2 separate regions of the Mus musculus genome follow, and region 2 is linked to region 1. A link is a loop called in an ENCODE intact Hi-C map of the cell type or tissue named here. Cell type or tissue: heart. All regions are shown on one strand. Each heading gives the region's core, and the rest is flanking DNA. Links, peaks and the distances in the headings are about the cores only.

Region 1 (5,163 bases), core at 637-4,636:
TGAATCCTTTTTCTTTTCTTTCTTTTTACTTTTTTGTGTGTGGGTTTCCAGTCAGGGTTTCTCTGTGCAGCCCTGGCTGTCCTGGAACTCACTCCACAGACCAAGCTGACCTAGAACTCAAGATCAGCTCGCCTCTGCCTCCCTCGTGCTGGGATCAAAGACATGTGATACCTGGATCTTTTCTTAATCATATGCAAAAGTCAATACTCGGCCCAGGGAGATTTTTCATGAGATAAAGGTGCTTGTTGTTCTAAGCTGATGACCTGCGTTCAGTCCCTAGGATCCACAAAAAGATGAAGGGAGAGACTTACTTGACAAGGATGTCTACTCTGACCTCTATGCTAAAATCATGGCATACACACACACCACCAAATATCACACACACACACACACACACACACACACACACACACACACACACACCCCAGTGGTTGGAGGGATGGCTTATTAGTTAAGAGCACTGAGTGCTTTTCCAGAAGATCCAGGTTCAATTCCCAGCACTCAGAGGATATCTTACAACAAATGGCCTGTAATTCTATTCTCACAACCATCTGTAATGGGATCGGATGCCCTCTTCTGGTGTGTCTGAAGACAGCAACAATGTACTCACATACATAAAATAAATAAATAAATACATAAATAAATCTTAAAATAAATTTGCTTGTGACCCAAGCACTCAGGAGGCTGAGACTGAATGCTCTTGAGTTCAAGGCCACCTTGGACTACAGACTGAGACCTCTATGCTGTAAAAATATAATTGGAGTTGGGCTGGGTAGAGAGATGGCTAGGCAGTTAAGAGCACTGGCTGTCCCCCGCAGAAACCCAGGTTTCATCTCTGGCACCTACAGCCTTCTGTGACTCTAGTCTCAGAGGATCCCTTGCCTTCTTCTGGCCTCCTCAGGGACTACATACATGTGGTACACAGATAACTTATGTTAGCAAAACACTCACACACACTGAAAAAAAAAAATCAGGGGCTGGAGAGATGGCTAAGCTCTTGTTCCTCTTCCAGAAAGCCCTTGGAGGCCAGAAGAGGGCGTTAGAATCCTCGAAGCTGGACTTCATGCTGTCCAGTGTGTGTGTGCTGGGAACTGAACCCTGGTCCTCTGCAGGAGCATTGTGTGTTTACTGAACAGCTAAGCCATCTCTGCTGTCCCCGAAGTGTACATTTTTGATGAAGTCCAATATCTCTATCACTTTTCTGGCTTCACATTTTGCTTCAATGGTAATAAATAGTAGTTGCTGTTAGTTTTCATGGTCATGTTTACTGGGAGAAGAAGGGAGAAGAAGCTGAAGGAGACACCTTTCTAAAAGTCCTCTGCAGTAGACAAGCACACGAGGACAGTCAGAAAAGTAATTTTAACCCAAAGGCATGACATGGATGGAAATGGTGTGTGTGTGTGTGTGTGTGTGTGTGTGTGTGTGTGTGTGTGTGTAAGTGCCACAGGGTGCATATGGTGATCAGAGGACAGGGACTTGCAGGAGTCAGTTGTCTCATTCTACCATGTGGGGTCTGCGAATTCAACTTAGGTTGATACACTTGGTGGCAAAGCTATTATTGATGAAGCATCTTACCCACCCTGTTTTTCGTTTCTCCTCTTCTTTCATACAAAGCATACTATGCAGATGAGGCTGAACTGGGACTTGGGTTCTCCTGCCTCAAATTCCCAAGGAGTGCTCAGACTGCAGGCGTGCTGGTCCACACCTGGCTTGCAAAGTCTTTGAAAAGTATAGACACTATATGTCAGTGAACCATTACTGATATTTTCATTTTTACTCATTTTGTAGGTAACACACAGCGGAGAGATCACAAGGTAGCTAGATTCCGCTGTTCCCAGTAAGTCTTTTTACTTCAGGATAATTTCCTTCCAGTCTTCTTAACTTTGTTGATTGCTCAAAAACCTCAAACAGAAACCAGAAAACCCACATCCTCAAACCAACGTTTTATCTATTTGTCCCACTTGTTCTTCTGAAGATGAAACAATATTTTCCCAAATCGAGGAAAGAATTTTCTTTAGAGACAATTATTGAACTCCAGGCTACTGTAGAAGCCGGAGGTGTACTGACTAAATAGCGCCTCTGCCAATGGGAACTTGAAGTCCTTTCACAGTGACAGCGTGCCATGCTCCGGGAGAACCAACTGCCACATTTTTTCAGGGCAGGGAGTTCGGCCGCAGAGGCCGCCCTGGTTGGGCTCCGGAGACTGATGTGGTCGAAGTTAGGTTTAGATCGCGCACTTATTTGCAGCTGCTGCTTGGCATGCAGCCCTTGTGCCATTCCCTTCTGCAGGAGCCTACAGAATAGGTCTTTTTTCACTACTACTGCAGATCAACCGCAGTGAGGATTTGGCGTTTCGGGTTTCGCTTTTTCCATTCTATTTCAAGGCCCTAGTGCGCCCACAAGCGGAGGAATAGCTGCAGAACTGCAGAAGCAGCTCGGAAAAGGAGAAAGGGCCGCTGTAATGCTCGCCTCCTAGGGGGCGGGGCAATCGTAGGCCTCGCCTCTCTCAGAACCCAATTTCCGACGCAACCTCATCCCGGGGCTCCGATTGGCTGGCTGCTGAGCGTGAGTACGTTGCGTCGCGGGGCGGGGCGGACGAGCGGTGTCTGTCAGGGTTTCAGCTCTACGCCCCCGACCGCCGCCCCCTCCCCTGCGGTAGCGTCGTTTCCTCCTCTCGCCCGCTCTGAGAGGGGACAAGTGACAGCCCGGGCTCCGGGTGGCGGTTTAGCCTCCGGGCATCTCTCCTCAGCCGACTCTCTGAGCTAGCTGCTGTTCTCGAGCGGGTCCCGGCCAGGGGAAGATGGCGGCCGCGCCCCGCGGCATCTGGGAGCAGCGGCGCCTGGGCTGTGGGTTGGGACCCCTCGCACGGTTGCTCATCCTTGCGCAGGCGCTGCGGCTGCTGCCCGCTGCCCGAGCCGGCCTGTGCCCGGCGCCCTGCGCCTGCCGTCTTCCTCTGCTGGACTGCAGTCGCAGGAAGCTGCCCGCGCCCAGCTGGAGGGCACTGTCGGGCCCGCTGCCCTCCGACATCTCCAGCCTGTGAGTAGAGGGTCCCAGGGCGCGGTCGCCACCGAGTTCGGAAGGGAGCTGCCTTATTGAGATTGTGAACTTTGAATGTTAGGGTTTCCCGGTACTCGTGGGAAGATAGGGGTTAAGATCTGGGGTCTGTGACGTTCCGGGCTGGAGATGTTTAATGTTGGACTCACGGGTCCTGAGCAGCACAGCTGAGACTCTGGATGGCTGTGGGTCGGGTCCAAGTGCAAAGCCCTCTTTGGGCTGCATCATTTTTTTTTTTTTTTTTTTTTAAAATTCCAGCTTGACTGGTCCTTGGGCACGTGATGCAAACACGATCTCTCCCAAAGATACAGGATCTCTCTTTTGTCCCCAGTTCTCCCATCGGCTCATTGTATGTTTCAGTTTTGATACTTGAGTTCTTGATAGGGTTGAAAACCTCTGCATGCCTAAGGAAGATCATTGCTGATCTCTAATGTTTTGTAAGAGCAGTTATTCTTTAGTAGTCAGTTTAAAGAGGGGAAAGATTTTTTTTCCCCAAATCACGATACTTTGTCTTCACTATGTTCCTTTGAGTTAAAGAACCTTCATTTCAGATCTCTTTGTTTATGTATGAGAATCCAGTGCAGTGATCGAGTGGATTCTCTAGCTCTGACTTTAAATCCTGACAAACTTGTATTAGCTAGTGGCATTTGGAGAGCTCACTGCTCTGAGTCAGTAGGCATTAAATAGAACAGTAGGTATTAAATGCTGCAATTATGAGACTTCTTAGCCACCAACATACAGTTATGTCTCTGCCACTAACTGATCAACGTGCTTATTAATTGACTTCTAGAGTTACCTCTGAAAAAGAGTTATCACTAAAAATAGTTTTGTGATATAATTAAAATACAAAGATTGGTTAGGTTCTTAATGGAAAAAGAATACAGGTAGAACATCTGTATTGCAGAGGTTAAGTATACATTTGCAGAACGTATTTATAGGTTAGCATAGATAGGAAAGAAGCTAATTCCTGTATTCATTGAGAAAATTAGTAACTGCTACAGTTACTATAGAATTGCAATATAGTAATACAGCTCCTGTCATTTTGTGGTGGTTATATCTGAGGCTTATTCTGGTTTGACTCAGACTTTAGTATTATCATTTAGCATAGTCTGAATTAATCCAAGCACAGCATCTTCTTTATACAGTAGGTGCCTTTTTTGAAGAAATTGATGAGACAGCTACCTGATTATGATAGACTGAATCTGACATAGGTTTAAAAACAGTCTGACTTAATGTAACTAATTGAAGTAAACATGGCCTGCTTTTGAAGATCCTTCAGTGAGACTTGCTGAGTGTGTTTGTTTAGTATGCATGAAGTTGGGTTTGAACATTAGTGCTGAAAAAAATAAGAAAAAAATCATTAGCAAGTATATAGTAATGTTACCAAAGATGCTAATTGCCAGAAGATAACTGACATTTGGATTTATTTATTTATTAATTTTATTTATTTATTTATTTTGTTTTTTACCTTTTGTGTTTTGAGAGGGGATACTGCCAGGTAGCTCAGGATAAGCAACTCTCCATCCTCCTGCCTCAGCTTACTGACTGCTGCCCACCATTCCCAGCTTGCATTCAGAAAATTGAAATAAAAATTAAATTGACATTTTTAGTTGAAGTGAAATGCCTTGGAGAATAAATTCCCTTATAGTCGATTATTTTGAATATAGTTTCACTAAAAATACCAAATCACAGGCAGAATGCAGCCATGTTCTTTGTCAGGGTGTCATTCGAATGGGCTCTAGTTTGGTTGCCTATAGAGTCCTTGTTCTCTGAAACTTAATGAGCATAGAGTCTACTGCTTATACTGTTATCAGCATTTTGGCATCAATGTATTGCTCACTAACTTCTTAACATTCTAGGGCTTTTCTAACCCATAACTCAAAATTCTGCTATTTTCCTTTTGCAAACCAGTTCTAAGAGCCACAGAACAGTATGATCAGCATATTGCAACAACAGCCTCACTTCTTAGTGTGGAATTTTTATATTAGTTAGTTACTCTTTTTTTTTTCTTTTGGTTCTTCAAGATAGGGTTTCTCTATATTGTCCTGTCTATCCTGGAACTCACTCTGTAGATCAGACTGGCTTCCAACTCAGAGATCAGCCTTTCTC
Region 2 (5,163 bases), core at 454-4,453, 270 kb before region 1:
AGGGGATGGAGTATTACCTGGTTATGGCTAGGCTCCCTGGAGACCCCTGTAACGCTCCTGCTCCTCCGACTTTCCACATACACAACCTCGCAGCAAGCCTGATCCTCATTGTGCCTGCTCTTGCCAGCATTGATGACCCTACCAGAGAGCGTCCCACACCAGGTTAGACACCAGACTAGGTCCTGGAATAACCCCCACCTTAGACTCACATACACACACACATCCTCTCCTGCTCGCTGGCCAAGCTGAAAAAGGTCACAGCTGCCTGGGCTCCAAGCCAGAGGGAAGAGGAGAAGGCAGGGCCAGCAAGAAGTACTGTCTGGCGGCAGAACGTACAGCCTCATAGAAAGGCCCGCAACAGTAACTGCCTGCCTCAGTTCCTCCATCCTTGGCTAAGGAGACTTTCCGGAAGGTGGTGCTGGGGGTGGGGGTGGGAGTGGCCAAACAGGAACAGTAAATTTTACTCCCCTGCTGGTCAAAATACTACACCCCACCTCCAGTCTCAACCAGCTCAGACAGTGATTCATGGCACCTTCACCTTCATGCACACATTAACCCTCATCCTAAAACGACCCAGTGAAAGTTCCGGTTTTTCTTAAGAGTGGGTAAGCGCTCCGGCCCAAATAGGGTATGTAGACCCACCTGGACTGGGCAGGAATCTCTTAGCTACAAACCCCTTCCAACGGAGAAGCTAATGAGGAGGTGCGGGGCTACCCACCACCTCCTTCCACGACCTCAGTGCCCCCATTCCCCTGGTGGCTTGGCTTGGCTTTCCCCGAAGATGATTTTAAAATATACAGGTTCTGAGAGTACGCTGATCTCTACCGGCACCTATCTGTCTACACACCCATAACCAAAGGGAACCGTCGTGCTCTGCGGGCGGACCCCTCCCCCGCCCGGGAAGCCAGAGGCCTTCTGGTGTCGCGGGCTATTTCTGGGTGTGGAGGGGGAGGGGACCGGTAAGAAGGACAGGGAACTGGGGAGCTGGGGCCAGGAAGCGGATGAGCGAGTCTTTCCACCCGCGATCTCCCTGGCAAAAGGAACTAGTCCTTCTCAAACCTCCCCTCCCCTAGCCTGTGAACCGCGGGCCGCGACTTGGAACCCGCCAACTCATCCTCGGCGGTGCTCCCTGCGCCCTCCCTGGGTGGGGACTGTCCTGAGTCGACGAGGGGCAGGGTGAACAAGGTCCTGAAGAAGGTCGTGGAATTTGCACCCCGTCCGGGGGATGTCTGGGAGGGGTGCAGGTTCCTGGGATGGTTCCTGAAGCCGGGATGCGTCTCCCGGGAGAATGGGAGTCCCATCCTCGTCTGGGAGCCCCGGGGCGCTCACTCGGCATAGCCTGTGCTCCAGGGCAGGCGGCGGCCGGTGTCTGGGGGGCTTTGCACAGCCCGGCCTGCGTGGTCGTCGGCGCGCCGCAGCCCTCCGGGGCTCAGCTGCAGAAAGGTGGGTCGAGAGAAGCTCACAGTAGTCTCCGCGGTCTTCTGGGGCGCGCCGACCTGGTTCCCAGGCTTCTCCCGGGAACTCTTAGGTGTTTCTTGGGCGGCGGGAGGCGCTGAGGTAGCGTTGGGCAGATCTGGGGACTTGGAGCGCTGGGAAGAAGTGCCACCCGAGCTCACCAGGTGCGCCACGGCTGAGCGCACCCGGTTTAGCATGCTGCCTCCGTGCCCCGCCCTCGACCGTGGGCCCGCCCCCTGAGAGGCCCCGCCCCTAGGGTTCCAGGTGGGCGGTGCCCACTCCTGGTCCTTAACAAACTTCCCCAGGCTCCAGGCTACCCGGGAACTGCTCCACCCGCTCCTCGCCTCCGCATCCCTGCTTTGTCCCGCCTGAGTGTCAAAGGGGAAGGGTCTATTGTGGGAAAGAAGCGGAACGAAGGAAATATTTCAACCATGCTGTAGGTTAGACATCCGCTAGATTTAATCCGCTAGAATTTGCCCATTATGACGAGGGTGGGCGAGGCAGCCTCCTCGCGCTCGGTTGGGGGTGGGCCAGCCAGAATGGAGAATTATAGAGCTGATGACTTCAGAGCGAAACATCCTCTTGGGTGTGAAGGGTTTGGTGTGACAACACTTTGGGTTAGGGCTGCAGAGTCGAGAGCAGAGAGAACTGGTGCTAGTCGCGGTGCTAACCAGGCCAGGCAGCCTGAAGGCACTATTCTTCCTAAAGGTCACCTCCACGTTCGAAAGAACAATTGTCACTTCCATCCCACTTTCTCAGAACCGTACCTCCATATTTAGACGTCTGCTGGCCAGTTAGTAAGGTTAACGACATAGTAAATAAATATGATTATTGAGGGCTTGCTCCACACTGGGCCCTCTATAAGGCACGGTCTAGTTGTTAGATCACTATACAAAACGATGCAAGGTAAGCTACACCCATTTTACAGATGAAGTAGGAGTAGACAGTCTCCTGTTCTTTTATAGACTTGCCTAAGATTCACGCAGTCACTTAGAGATTCATACCCATGTCAGAACCTGCTACAGATACTGGCTTCTCTGGACTAGGAAAAAGGCCCAGAGGGGAGCGGGACTCCTAAATTTCCACCCTGAGGTTGCAAGCAGAAAAGCAATGCTGAGCAAGTTCTCTGGCTACCGCCAGGGGGAGACAAAGGCCAGGCCAAAAGCGTGTGTGGGTCGCAGGAAAGCCCACTACGATTCACACAGAGGGGCTGTTTTTCTCTGTCTTCTCTCTAGGGAAGGATTACTGACCCGATTCAGAAAGAATTCTGTCCTTATACTTGGGCTTAGAGAGTTGATCACTATCCACTCCTTCATCTATCCCCAACACACAGTTTAGCAGAAGTCAAGGCCCTTCCTTGAGGGAACCACGACTCCCTGTTCTTAGCTGAGACTCCACCTCAAGGCACCCAGCTATGTGCATCCTGTTCATATCCTGGGCTAACCTGTGCCGCCTTTCTCGACCACTTCTAAATAAAAATTACACAGTGGTCATTCAAAGTACAAACTTGCTGTAATTAGGTCTGTGTTTGGGGGTAGGGGAAGGGCAGGGCAGAGAAAAATGAAATCACCAGGGTAGAGGTGGGGAGGACTGATAAAATCAGACTCAAAGGCAGCCAGGGGCAAAGAACATGCATACTGCCACTATGAGTGTTTTCTTCCTGAGAAAAACTGAAGCCAACTGTCTGATAATGTCAGTGGGAAGCCAAAGACTGGAGAGAGAGAAAAAAAAAAGCTTTAGTTTTATTATTCAGTGTTTCTGGGTCAGTTTATCTATCACCTTTCGGCATCACCCAGCTTCTGGGCTCTTCACAGCATCCACAGTGTGACTGCAAAGATGGGCCACGCCACAGAACTGGGGTCTATTGACCCCTGGACTCCAGTATCAGATCATGGACAGGGATGCTAGCTGCTCCCCTGAACTCTGGAACCACTCTGGCTCCCATCTATAACCAAACTCTAGGGCTCTCGTGCATCTGAACCCCTCTCCTATTCCTAGACCATCAGACCTCTTCAGTCATTCCCGGCCCTCTCCCTGAGGCAGTACAGTGAGAGCAAGGAGGAAGAAGGCAGGAAAAGTTGGTGAGATGCTTACCCTGCTGGGAGCTGAATGACACTCCTCCATTACAGAGGAGAAGGGGGTGGGGCGGGAAGAGGGCATTCTCAGAACAAACATGGTGGCACACATCTATAATCTTAGGAGGCAGAGGTAGAGACAGGATGAGCACAAGTTGGTGGCTAGCCTGAGTACATAGTAAATTCCAGACTAGCCAAGGCTACATAATGAGACTTGGTCTTAAAGAGGTAGGGGGAATGGCTTAGCAGGCAAAAGTGCCAAGCCTGATAACCTGAATTCAATTCTCAGCACCCTGGAAAGAGAGATCCAGAGAGAGGGAGCGCCCCGTCCCGGGCTGTATGCTCAGGATCCAGAAGCAGGGTCCTTCTTTGTTTCCCCCACACTATTACGTTCCCAAACCTTCCTTACTCTAACAGGTACATACACCTCTGCTGGGAAGAGGCAGAGTCACAGCACACTTCTACCCTCAAGTGTTTAATGAGCCCAAAACATGAACCTGTCGTATTTTTGTTGTTGGGACTATTGACTGTCTTTCTGATGAAGATACTAGAAACCTCAGATTTGGTTTCCAAGGTGAGAGTCACACCCATTATCCACAGGGCCATTCATGCCTGGTGAAACCTTGCAGCCTGGTTCTCCACCCCGGTACTACCCTTGGTCCTCCCACGCAGGAGGGCAGCACTTCTGTGCTGGAAGTATATTTTTTTAAATATTTATTTATTTATTTTATGTATATGTGTACACTGCAGCTGTACAGATGGTTGTGAGCCATCGTGTGGTTGCTGAGCCATCTCTCCAGCCCGTTGAAAGTATTTACTATCCTTCCCGGGTGGCAGCCGGGAACCCCTGTGGTAAAACAAACAAACAAACAAACAAAACAAAACAAAGAAAAAAAAACCAAAAACTATGCAACTTGAGAATCTTCTAATACAGTGGTCTGCTTTTAGTGCCTGGGAAGCACCTTAAATAACACTTGATTGTACTAACAAAGAACTGGATTTTATACACACACACACACACACACACACACACACACCACCTCCTTTTCTCTTTCTTTCCTTTGAAGATGTGGTCTGGCTAAGTAGCCATTAGCAGGTCTGGAACCTTGTGTAAACCATACAGACCAAACTTCCTCAAACTTTCAGGCAATCTTACCTTCCCATCTCCCTACCCCTGCTGTGCTTTTCTTTCTTTGTTTGGGTTTAGAAGGTTGTTCGGTTTGGTTTGAGTTTTATTGTTGTTTGTATGTATGTATGCTTGTTTGTTTGTTTTTTTTGTTTGTTTTAGATAGGGTCTCACACTTAACCCCTGCCTTGTCTCCGAAATTCTGGATTACAGGTGTGAAACCCTGTCCGAGGTCTGAAGAACTGAATTGTAAGATTTAATGAGCTCGGATTTAAGTAACAGCCTACTGCTGGTCTAAATGAATACTACTCCCAGATGCAACGCCTATCCCCATCCCAAAATACCACCTACCTCCTTGAACTACTAGACTAGGGGCCACATTCCTGAAAGTTTTAGTGACCTGCTATAATTGATGTGTTTTGCTCAAGGAACTGTCCCTGAAAAGAGAGTCGGTGGGCTTCTATTCCTGACTTGCTGTGCGCCACAAGAGGCCGCTGCGGGCCAGCT

The links. Hi-C counts contacts between places; a loop is a spot of excess contacts. Peaks named below come from ENCODE experiments on the same cell type or tissue, not always from the same donor. Only the 100,000 strongest peaks of a DNase experiment are listed, where the experiment ranks them.
Region 2: it touches region 1 in a loop (4-fold over the local background); 1 of 42 quality-filtered maps calls a loop at or near these places.

What each region holds. Positions count from the first base shown.
Region 1 is chr3:104,509,329-104,514,491 of GRCm38, reverse strand. Lrig2 (leucine-rich repeats and immunoglobulin-like domains 2) reads left to right here and starts at 2,574. Exons shown (of 18, transcript NM_001025067.2): 1 at 2,574-3,036. The coding sequence starts at 2,801. In heart, for the core only: a CTCF peak has its summit at 2,406; a DNase peak (open chromatin) is centred at 2,451; H3K4me3 peaks cover 2,666 bases; H3K27ac peaks cover 1,956 bases.
Region 2 is chr3:104,777,576-104,782,738 of GRCm38, reverse strand. It overlaps Ppm1j (protein phosphatase 1J), which reads right to left and starts at 1,683. Exons shown (of 10, transcript NM_027982.2): 1 at 1,330-1,683; 2 at 18-138. The coding sequence starts at 1,652. It also overlaps a transcript of Tafa3 not described here. In heart, for the core only: a CTCF peak has its summit at 2,589 (motif pointing right); DNase peaks (open chromatin) are centred at 1,118, 1,708 and 2,588; H3K4me3 peaks cover 1,849 bases; H3K27ac peaks cover 1,588 bases; H3K27me3 peaks cover 1,580 bases.